2 separate regions of the Homo sapiens genome follow, and region 1 is linked to region 2. Evidence: read pairs that join two places in POLR2A ChIA-PET (ENCODE). Cell type or tissue: PC-9. All regions are shown on one strand. Each heading gives the region's core, and the rest is flanking DNA. Links, peaks and the distances in the headings are about the cores only. Region 1 has its middle 15 kb from the start of CARD10. Region 2 has its middle 17 kb from the start of ELFN2.

Region 1 (5,381 bases), core at 254-5,253, 90 kb before region 2:
CAAACTCTTGTCCTCAAGTGTCCCCTCGGCCTCCCGAAGTACTGGGATTACAGGCGTGAGCCACTGCGCCCAGCCCCTCATGTTAACTTAGTCACCTCTTTATGCTTTGTTTTTGTTTTTAGAGACAGTCTCGCTCTGTTGCCCAGGCTGGAGTGCAGTGGCACAATCACGGCTCACGATAGTCTTGACCTCCTGGGCTCAAGCTATCCCCCTGCATCAGCCTCCAGGGTAGCTAGGACCTCAGACAGGTACCACTGCACCTGGCTAATTTGTATGGGGGGAGGGTCTCACTACAGTGCCAGGCTGTTCTCCAACTCCTGGGCTCAAGCCATCCTTACACCTCAGCCTCCCAAAGTGCTAGGATTACAGGTGTAAGCCACCTCACCCAGTCTTTTTTTTTTTTTTTTTGAGACAGAGTCTTGCTCTGTCACCCAGGCTGGAGTGTAGTGGCGCAATCTCGGCTCACTGGAACCTCTGCCTCCCAGGTTCATGCGATTCTCCTGCCTCAGCCTCCTAAGGAGTTGGGATTACAGGCATGCACCACCATGCCCAGCTAATTTTTGTATTTTTAGTAGAGATGGGGTTTTGCCATGTGGGCCAGGCTTGTCTAGAACTCCTGACCTCTGGTGATCTGCCCGCCTCGACCTCCCAAAGGGCTGGGATTACCGGCGTAAGCCACCGCGCCCAGCTTACCCAGTCTTCAGTCACCCCTTTAAAGACCTTATCTCCAAATATGATCACATCCTGAGATACTGGGGGTTAGGACTTCAACATATGGATTTTTGGGGAGCGCACATCAGCCCATGGCAGAGAAGCAGGGGTACAGTTTTAGTTGAAATATTATATATATGAAATAAGTGTATACACAGTGAGCACACCATATAGCCAGAAACCAAATAAAGACACAGAACACAGCCAGCCCCCATGAACCCCTGTGAGCCCACTTTCTACAATTCCTCCCACAAGGAAGGAGTATCCTGATCTTGCAGATTTTAACCTGGTTTTGTCCTCTGCGTAAATGGAATCCTGTCCTCTTTTCTGTCTGGCTTCCTTCACTCAACATTATGTTTATGGGATTCGTCCACGATGTTGCCTGTAGTTATACATTTATTATTTATTTTCACTGCTGTGTAGTAGCACTCCACTGTGTGAATATACCACTTTTTAAATTTATTTATTTATTTATTTTTTGAGACAGGGTCTCGCTCTGTCGCCCAGGCTTGAGTGCCGTGGTGTGATCTTGGCTCACTGCAACCTCTGCTTCTCAGATTCAGACGATTCTCGTGCTCACTGTAGCCTTGACCTCCTGGGCTTGAGTGATCCTTTCCGGCAGCTGGGACTACAGGCCATGTGCCACCATACCTGGCTAATCTTTAAATTATTTTTTGTAGAGACTGGATCTCACTATGTTGCCCAGGCTGGTCTGGAACTCCTGGGCTCAAGCAATCTTCTTGCCTTGGCCTCTCAAAGTGTTGAGATTACAGGAGTGAGCCACTGTGCCCAGTGATGTATTTAGATCTTATTTAATTTCCCACAATAATGTCATTTTATTAATTTTAAAAATTGAAATATAACTCACATACAATAAAATTCACCTGTTTTAAACTGTACAATTTAGTGGGTTTTTGTTTGTTTGTATATTTATTTATTTATTGAGATGGAGTTTGGGTCTTGTTGCCCAGGCTGGAGTGCAATGGCATGATCTTGGCTCACTGCAACCTTCACCTCCTGGGGTTCAAGCAATTCTCCTGACTGAGCCTCCCAAGTAGCTGGGATTACAGGCATCTCTCACCATGCCCAGCTAATTTTGTATTTTTAGTAGAGACAGGGTTTCACCTTGTTGGTCAGGCTGATCTCGAACTCCTGACCTTGTGATCCACCCCCCTCGGCCTCCCAAAGTGCTGGAATTACAGGTGTGAGCCACTGCGCCTGGCCAGGTTTTTAGTATATTTAAAAAGTTGTGCAGTCATCACCACTACCTAATTTCCAGATATGTTTTCACTCCCGCCAAAACCTCATACACCACCTGTCACCCTCCATTCCTGTCATTCTCTGTTTCCCCTTCCCCTAGTCCCTAGCAACTACTAATTCCTTTCTGTCTCTATGGATTTGCCTGTTTTGGACTTTCCATATAAATGGGATCATACAATCTATGGCCTTTTGTGTCTGACATCTTTCACTTAGTGTAATGTTTTCAAGGTTCATCCATGTGGTAGCACATATTGGAACTTTATTTATTTTTATGGCTGGAATGATACATTTATTATCCACTCACCCATGCATGTGTATTTGGATCGTTGATACTTTTGTTCTATTATGAATAATGCTGCTATGAACATCATGTGTAATGAACATGATGTGTGGGCATGTATTTTCAATTCTCTTGGGTATTTTATACCTAGGAGTGAAGTGGCTGGGTCATATGGTAACTCTATATTTAACTTTTTGAGGAACTGCTAAACCGTTTCCCAAAGCAACCGTGCCATCGTACATTCGCACTAGCAATGTGTGAGGGAGCTAATTTCCCCACCTTCTGGCGAACACTTGTTTTGTTTGTCTTTTTGATTACAGCCATCTGAGTGTGTGCGAAGTGGTATCGGATTGTGGTTTGGATCTGCTTTTCCTAGTGACTCATACATAACGACGTTCTGTAGTTTTCAGTGTACAGATCTTGCACATCTTTTGTTTGGTTTATTCCTACCAAGTTGATGTTTTTGATGCTTCCATAAATGGCTTCATTTTAAAAATAGACTTTCTTTATTTTTTAGAGCAGTTTTAGGTTCATAGTAAAATTGAGCGTAAAGTACAGAGATTTCCCATATAACACCCACCCCCCTAACTCAGAATTCTCCATGAACATCACACACCAGAGTGGCACATTTGCTATAATCAGTGAAGGTACATGGATAGATACATCTTTAACCCAAGGCCTATAGTTGACATAAGCTTCATTGTAAATGCTTGGTGTCCATTCTATGGAATTGACAAATTATAATGACATGTATCCACCATTATAGTATCATAGTCAATAGTTTCACTGCCCTAAAAATCCTTTGTGCTCCACCTAATCATCCCCTCCTTCCCCGGGGCCCCTGGCAAACACTGATCCTTTTGCCATCTCCATAGTTTTGCCTTTTCCAGAATATCATATAGTTGAGATCACACAGTATGTAGCCTACTCACACTGGTTTCTTTCACTTAGCAACATGCAGTTAAGCTTCCTCCATGTCTTTTCATGGCCTGATAACACATTTCTTTCTTTCTTTTTTTTTTTTTTTGAGATGGAGTCTCACTCTGTCATCCAGGCTGGAATGGCATGGATGGCAGTGGCATGATCTCGGCTCACTACCATCTCCACCTCCTGGGTTCAAGGAATTCTTCTGTCTCAGCCTCCTGAGTAGCTGGGACTACAGGCGCATGCCACCATGCCCAGCTAATTTTTGTAGTTTTAGTAGAGATGGGATTTCATCAGATTGGTCAGGCTGGTCTTGAACTCCTACCTTAGGTGATCCACCTGCCTCAGCCTCCCAAAGTGCTGGGATTATAGGCGCGAGCCACTGTGCCCCGCCTTCTTTTCTTTTTTCTTTTTCTTTTTCTTTTTTTTTAAGAGATGGGGGTCTCCCTGTGTTGCCCAGGCTGGTCTTGAATTCCTGGGCTCAAGTGATCCTTTTGCCTCAGCCTCCTGAGTAGCTGGGACTATAGGCACGTTCCACTGTTCATTTTCTTATTGTTGAGTTTTAAGAGTTTCATATATTTTGGTCGACAGTCTTTTATCAGATATGTCTTTTGCAAATATTTTCTCCTGGTCTTACCTTTTTATTCTCTTGACAGTGTCTTTCTCAAAGCACAGGTTTTGAATTTTAATGAAGCCCAACTCATCAATTCTTTCTTTCTTTCTTTTTTTTTTTTTTTTCAGACTGAGTCTCACTCTGTTGCCCAGGCTGGAGTGCAGTGGTGGGATCTTGGCTCACTGCAAGCTCTGCCTCCCGGGTTCACGCCATTCTTCTGCCTCACCCTCCTGAGTAGCTGGGACTACAGGCACCCGCCACCATGCCTGGCTAATTTTTTGTATTTTTAGTAGAGACAGGGTTTCACCATGTTAGCCAGGATGGTTTCGATCTCCTGACCTCATGATCCGCCCACCTTGGCGCCTCCCAAGTGCTGGGATTACAGGCGTGAGCCACTGTACCTGGCCTCATCAATTATTTCTTTTATGGATTATCTAAAAAGTCATTGCCCTCTTTCTGAGCCCGTGACAAACCAGAAGGAAAAAAATGAAAAGAAAAATAAGGCTGGGTGTGGTGGCTCACGCGTGTAATCCCAGTACTTCCAGAGGCTGAGGCAGGAGGGTTGCTTGAGCCCAGAGGGTTGAGGCCGCAGTGAACCACGATTGTGCCACTGCACTCCAGCCTGGGTGACAGTGCAAGACCCTGTCTCCAAAAACAAAACCAAAAACAGCAACAACAACGGAAAAATAAAAATAAAAAAAAAGTCATTGCCAAACCCGAGGTAATCTAGATTTTCTTCCATATTATCTGCTATGAGTTTAATGGGTTCATTTAAAAAACTTTGTTTATAGACCGGGCGCTGTGGCTCACGCCTGTAATCCCAGTACTTTGGGAGGCCGAGGCGGGCGGATCATGAGGTCAGGAGATCGAAACCATCCTGTCTAACACGGTGAAACCCCGTCTCTACTAAAAATACAAAAAAATTAGCCAGGCGTGGTGGCAGGCGCCTGTAGTCCCAGCTACTCGGGAGGCTGAGGCAGGAGAATGGCGTGAACCTGGGAGGTGGAGCTTGCAGTGAGCTGAGATCGTGCCACTGCACTCCAGCCTGGGCGACAGAGCGAGACCCCGTCTCAAAAAACAAACAAACAAACAAACAAAAAACTTTGTTTATATTTGTGGCTAGTAGACAGAGATATAGTTGATCTTATCTATTGACCCCATATCTAGTGACTTTGTTAAATCCACATAAGTTTTTTGGAGATGTGTGTTTAAGTCTCCTTCCATGACTAGACTTGCCCATTTCTCCTGTTAGTTCCATTGGGCTTTACTTGTATTTTGAAGCTCTGCTATTGGATGTATACAGACTTGGGATTCTGATACCTTCCTAACTGAAATGAAGTTTCTGCTCATGCTTCCTACCTTAAATTCTACTCTTTAACTTTGGGACAGGTACAGCAGATTTTTTTGTGGTTATTGTTTGGGTGATAGATCTCTTTCCATCTTTAAATTCGCAACCTTTCTGTGTTCTTTTCTTTTTTTTCTTTTTTTGAGACGGAGTCTTGCTCTGTTTCCAAGGCTGGAGTACAGTGGCGTGATCTCATCTCATTGCAACCTCTGCCTCCCAAGTTCAAGCAATTCTCTGCCTCAGCCTCC
Region 2 (5,381 bases), core at 226-5,225:
GAGGCTAAGGCAGGAGAATGGCGTGAACCCGGGAGGTGGAGCTTGTAGTGAGCCGAGATCGTGCCAGTGCACTCCAGCCTGGGCGACAGAGTGAGATTCCGTCTCAAAAAAAAAAAAAAAAAAAAAAAAAAAACTAAATCAAATATAACATGTAAAATTAATAATAGAACGTAGATGGCGCAACTGCTGTGGAAGACAGTTTAGCAGTTCCTTAAAAAGTTAAATATAGGGCCGGGTGTGGCGGCTCATGTTTGTAATCCCAGCACTTTGGGAGTCTGAGGGGGGTGGATCACTTGCGGTCAGGAGTTCAAGACCAGCCTGGCCAACATGGCAAGACCCTGTCTCTACTAAAAATACAAAAATTAGTCAGGCGTGGTGGCGGGTGCCTGTAATCTCAGCTACTCAGGAGGCTGAGGCAGGAGAATTGCCTGAACCGGGAGGTGGAGGTTGCAGTGAGCCGAGATCGTGCCACTGCACTCCAGCCTGGGCAACAGAGTAAGACTCCATCTCAAAAAAAAAAAAAAAAGTTAAATATAGAATCATCATATGATCCTGCAGTCCCACTCCTAGACACATAAGGGACTGGGAGCAGGAACTCAAACAGATGTGTCCACCTATGTTTGTGGCAGCCTTGTTCACAATAGCCAAAGGTGGAAACAGCCCAAGTATTCATCAACACAGGGCGGACTAACAAAATGCGATGTAGACATGCAGTGGAGTATTATTCAGCCTGAAAAAGGAAAGTCTGATGCATGCTACAACATGAGTGAACCTCGAAAATATTATGCTAAGTGAAAGAAACCGGACATAAAAGGACAAATATTGACCAGGTGCAGTGGCTCATGCCTATAATCTGAGCACTTTGGGAGGCGAAGGCAGGTGGATCACTTGAGGTCAGGAGTTCGAGATCAGCCTGGCTAACATGGCGAAACCCTGTCTCTACTAAAAATACAAAAATTAGCCAGGGGTGGTGGCGGGCGCCTGTAATCCCAGCTACTTGGGAGGCTGAGGCAGGAGAATCGCTCGAACCCAAGAGGTGGAGATTGCAGTGAGCCGAGATCGCACCACTGTACTGCAGCCTGGGTGATAGAATGGGACTCCATCTCAAAAAAAAAAAAAAAAAAAGGACAAATATTGTATGACTCCATGCATATAAAGTACCTAGAATAGCGAAATTCATGGAGATAGTTGAACAGAGGTTATCAGGGGTTACCTGGGGCAGTGGGGAGGGAGAACTGGGGAATTATCGTTGAATGGGTACAGAGTTTATGTTGGGGATGATGAAAAAGGCGTGGAAATGGACTGGACAGTGGTGATGTTTGCACAATAACACGAACGTACTAAATGCCAGTGAACTGTGTATTTAAAAATGATGAAAATGGGCCGGCGCAGTGGCTCACGCCTGTAATCCCAGCAGCACTTTGGGAGGCCAAGGTGGGTGGACCACCTGAGGTCAGGAGTTCAAGACCAGCCTGAGCAACATGGTAAAACCCCGTCTCTACTAAAAATACAAAAATAAGCTGGGCTGGTGGCACACACCTGTTATCCCAGGTACGCAGGAGGCTGAGGCAGGAGAATCGCTTGAACCCGGGAGGTGGACGTTGCAGTGAGCCGAGATCGCACCATTGCACTCCAGCCTGGGTGACAGAGCGAGACTCCATCTCAAAAACAAACAAACAAAAGTTAAAAAGGTTAAAAATGGTAAGCTTTACGTTGTGTATATTTTATCACAATTTTTTTGTTTGTTTTTTATTTTGAGACAAGGTCTGGCTCTTTCGCTCAGGCTGGAGTGGAGTGGTACAATCTTGGCTCACTGCAATCTCTGCCTCCTGGGCTCAAGCCATTCTCCAACCTCAGCCTCCCAGGTAGCTGGGATTACAGGCACGTACCACCATGCCCGGCTAATTTTTTTTTTTTTTTTTTGTAGAGACGGGGTTTCACCATGTTGCCCAGGCTGGTCTTGTACTCTTGGGCTCAAGCAATCTGCCCACCTTGGCCTCCCAAAGTGCCGGGATTACAGGTGTGAGCCACCATGTTCAGCCCTTTATCACAATTTTTTAAACAAGGTTTTGTGTCACTGAGAGTGATGATTCTGTTTGCAATCCTTCTGTCTTTTTTTTTTTTTTTTTTTCTGTTCACCTTCATGCCTCCAGGCCCTGTGTTCCCAGCGCGTAGTAGGTCCTCAATCATTGTTTGCTGAGTGGACAAATGGTCCCGGCTGTCTTGATGGCAAGCTAGTTCGGCCAGCAGCTCATGTTTCCTATCTAGACAGCTTCTTTCCTTGCACTCTTCATCTCCCCAAAGCCAATAGCCCCTTGCTAGGCTGCAGGCGGTCAGAGATGGCACCCACAAGTGCCTGTTCTGGGATTTGGGGATTAGACACAGCCTCAGAAGTGACAAAAAGGTGATTTATCATGGAAGCCTCCTTCCAGTACCTGTCAGAAGAGAAGATATCCCACACAGCACACTCAAGAACTGGAAAGTTGTCCAGACAAACGGCCTAGACCCTGCTTTGGTTGTATTTAATATTTCACACTCGAGAGGATTCCTTCTTGTTTGACAGCAGTGCTTGGATGTGGTTTTTAATACGCTCATTGCCGTGTCATTGATTTCTTCCCCCGAGCAGTGGACAAAAACATCTAGTATTGGGACAGAGTCAGGCTGTCGGGGATCAAGAACTTTGCCCCACAGTTTATCAAATGTGAAAAGTGTATTTTAGCTCCAAGGTGACAGAATCAGAATATTCAAGGTGCTGACTGTGTCACTGAGTCATGTTTCTTAAAATCAAAGGAATGGTTTTCAATGGCATTATTGTGTCATACAGATACTTTTTTTTTTTTTTGAGACAGGTTTCATTCACTCTGTCGCCCAGGCTGGAGTACAGTGATGTGGTAATAGCTCACCAAAGCCTTGAACTCCTGGGTTCAAGTGATCCTCCCGCCTTGGTTTCCCAAAGTGCTAGGAATACAGGCGTGAGCCATGGTGCCTGGCAGAGCAAGATTTAAAAAATTTAAAAAAAATTTAGGTCGGGTGCAGTGGCTCATGCCTGTAATCCCAGCACTTTGGGAGGCCAAGGTGGGCGGATCACTTGAGGTCAGGAGTTCAAAACCAGCCTGGCCAATGTGGCGAAATCCTGTCTCCACTAAAAAAAACAAAAACAAAAACAAAAAACAAAAACCAACACACACACACACACACACACACACACACACACACACAAAACAAAAAACAAAAATTAGCCAGGTGTGGTGGCACATGCCTGTAATCCCAGTTACTCAGGAGGCTGAGGCACGAGAATTGCTTGAACCTAGGAGGCAGAGGTTGCAGCCAGCCGAGATTGCGCCACTGCACTCTAGCCTGGGCGACAGAGTGAGACTCTGTCTCAAAACAAAACAAAACAAATTTAAAAAATTTTTCAAAAGCAAGATTAAAAAGATTGAAAAAATCTTGCCCCTCATTTAAAAAAACTTGGCATGCACATTTATTCCACAGTGAGAGTTGCTCAGGTTGGAAAAGCAGTTTTGTTCTGCCTGTCTCTTCTGACAGCTGGCTAAAACGATGTCCACTCAGTGGCCTGGGTTTAATTGTAATGTTCTCAGTTTCTCTCTGTGCTGCATGAAGATTGGGAGGCACATTGTTGCCCACCAGCTGCTCGCTGTGAATAAGTGCCGAGTGTTGACATTCTGGAGCAGGTGCCTCCATCCACATAGCGGTGCCCTTCCTGGCAGCCCACATGGTGGGCACTCTGCCGGCCCGGTTCCCAGAGTCCCTTTCTATCTCACAAAGTATTCATTAACTTACCCCATAAATGTCCTCCCTTATAGCATCACTGTTACGTGATGAACAGGACCCAAAGAAATAGTGGTACCCATTTCCCTCCTGGATGGATGGATCAGGTTGCAAGTTACGGAAAATCAAACTACAATTGGTTTAATAAATAACAGTGCATTCCTCAGAGTACAGGTCTGTCTGCTGTAACAAAAGCCAAAATCACCATGATTTAAATAAGACAGACATTTACTTCTCTGTCAGTGACAATCTGAACATAATGTGAGCAATGCTGAGTGGGTGTCCCTTTTATTTTGTTACCCATCTTCCTCAACCTGCAGGTGGCTTCACCATCTGGTTTACGATGGCTGCTGCAGCTCCTGCCATCATATCTGCATTTCAGCCCATGGAAAGGGCAGAAAAACAAAGGGAGGAACATACCTTTTCTTTGGAGGGCATGAACAGGAAATTGCACAACTCATTTCTGCCCTCATTTCATTGACCGGAATCCAGTCATGTGGCCATGCCCAAGTGCATGGTAAGCTGGGAAATGTAGTCTTTATCTAGGCAGCCATGGACTCAGCTAAAACTATTAATATTACTGTAGAAGAAGGGGAGAGTGGATATTGAGGTACAACCAGCAGTCTCTTCATGAATTCAGTGAAGAGAGTTGAGCCCCCACTGTTGCTAAGCACTGTTTTAGGCGGTGAGGATACAGCAGTGGGCAAGATGACAAACATCCTATTTCTTCCAGAGCTTGCATTCAAGTGAGAGGAGAGCCTAGTGTCCTGGAAGCCAGAAGGAGAGCGCTTCAAGGAGGAGGGGGTGACCGGCTGAGTCTATTGTAGCTGACGGGCGCGTCAGAGGCAGGGTGAATGTCTGGCCGCTGGAGTCCCTGGAGACCTTGACGAAGTCATATCAGTGACATGGAAGGGCAAAGCCTGGAGAGTCTAGTTCCTAATGCATAGGAATTGGGGTGAAAAAAAGGGAGCTCTTTGGATATATCTTCTTTCTATTAAGGAAAGGAGAGAACTGGGGATGTGCTGTTGAGACTTTCTTTTTTTTTTTTTTTTTGATGGAGTCTTGCTCTGTCAGCAGGCTGGAGTGCAGTGGCTCGATCTCGGCTCACAGCTCACTGCAACCTCCATCTCCCAGGTTCAAGCGATTCTCCTGCTTCAGCCTCCCGAGTAGCTGGGGCTACAGGCATGCACGAGACAAGTTTTTTAAGATGGAGAAATGGCAGTACATGCATGTGGTTATGATGGTAATGAACCTGGAGAAGGAAAAATGAAAATGCAGGAGGGCTGGGTACAGGGCTCATGCCTGTAGTCCCAGCTACCTGGGAGGCTGAGGCGGATCGCTTAAGCCCAGGAGTTCGAGACCAGCCTGGGCAACATGGCAAAACCCTGTCTCTACAAAAAATACCAAAAAAAAAAAAAAAAAATTAGCCAGGTGTGGTGGTGTGCACCTGTAGTCCCAGCTACTTGGGAGGCTGAGGCGGGAGGATCGCTTGAGCCCAGGACCAGGAGTTCAAGGCTATAATGAAACATGATGATGCCACTGCACTCCAGCCTGGGCATCAGAGACCCTTTCTCAAGAAAAGGAAAAAGAAA

What was found. ChIA-PET counts read pairs that join two places held together with the same protein. Peaks named below come from ENCODE experiments on the same cell type or tissue, not always from the same donor. Only the 100,000 strongest peaks of a DNase experiment are listed, where the experiment ranks them.
Region 1: POLR2A ChIA-PET joins it to region 2 with 15 read pairs; 2 of 35 experiments call an interaction of 5 or more read pairs at or near these places.

What each region holds. Positions count from the first base shown.
Region 1 is chr22:37,531,340-37,536,720 of GRCh38, reverse strand. No RefSeq gene overlaps it. Among named protein-coding and RNA genes, the nearest start is that of CARD10, 15 kb to the right of the region's middle. In PC-9, for the core only: a CTCF peak has its summit at 2,458; a DNase peak (open chromatin) is centred at 2,590; H3K4me3 peaks cover 299 bases; H3K27ac peaks cover 2,077 bases.
Region 2 is chr22:37,441,576-37,446,956 of GRCh38, reverse strand. No RefSeq gene overlaps it. Among named protein-coding and RNA genes, the nearest start is that of ELFN2, 17 kb to the right of the region's middle. In PC-9, for the core only: no CTCF peak of the experiment used is centred there; DNase peaks (open chromatin) are centred at 2,726 and 4,256; H3K27ac peaks cover 2,419 bases.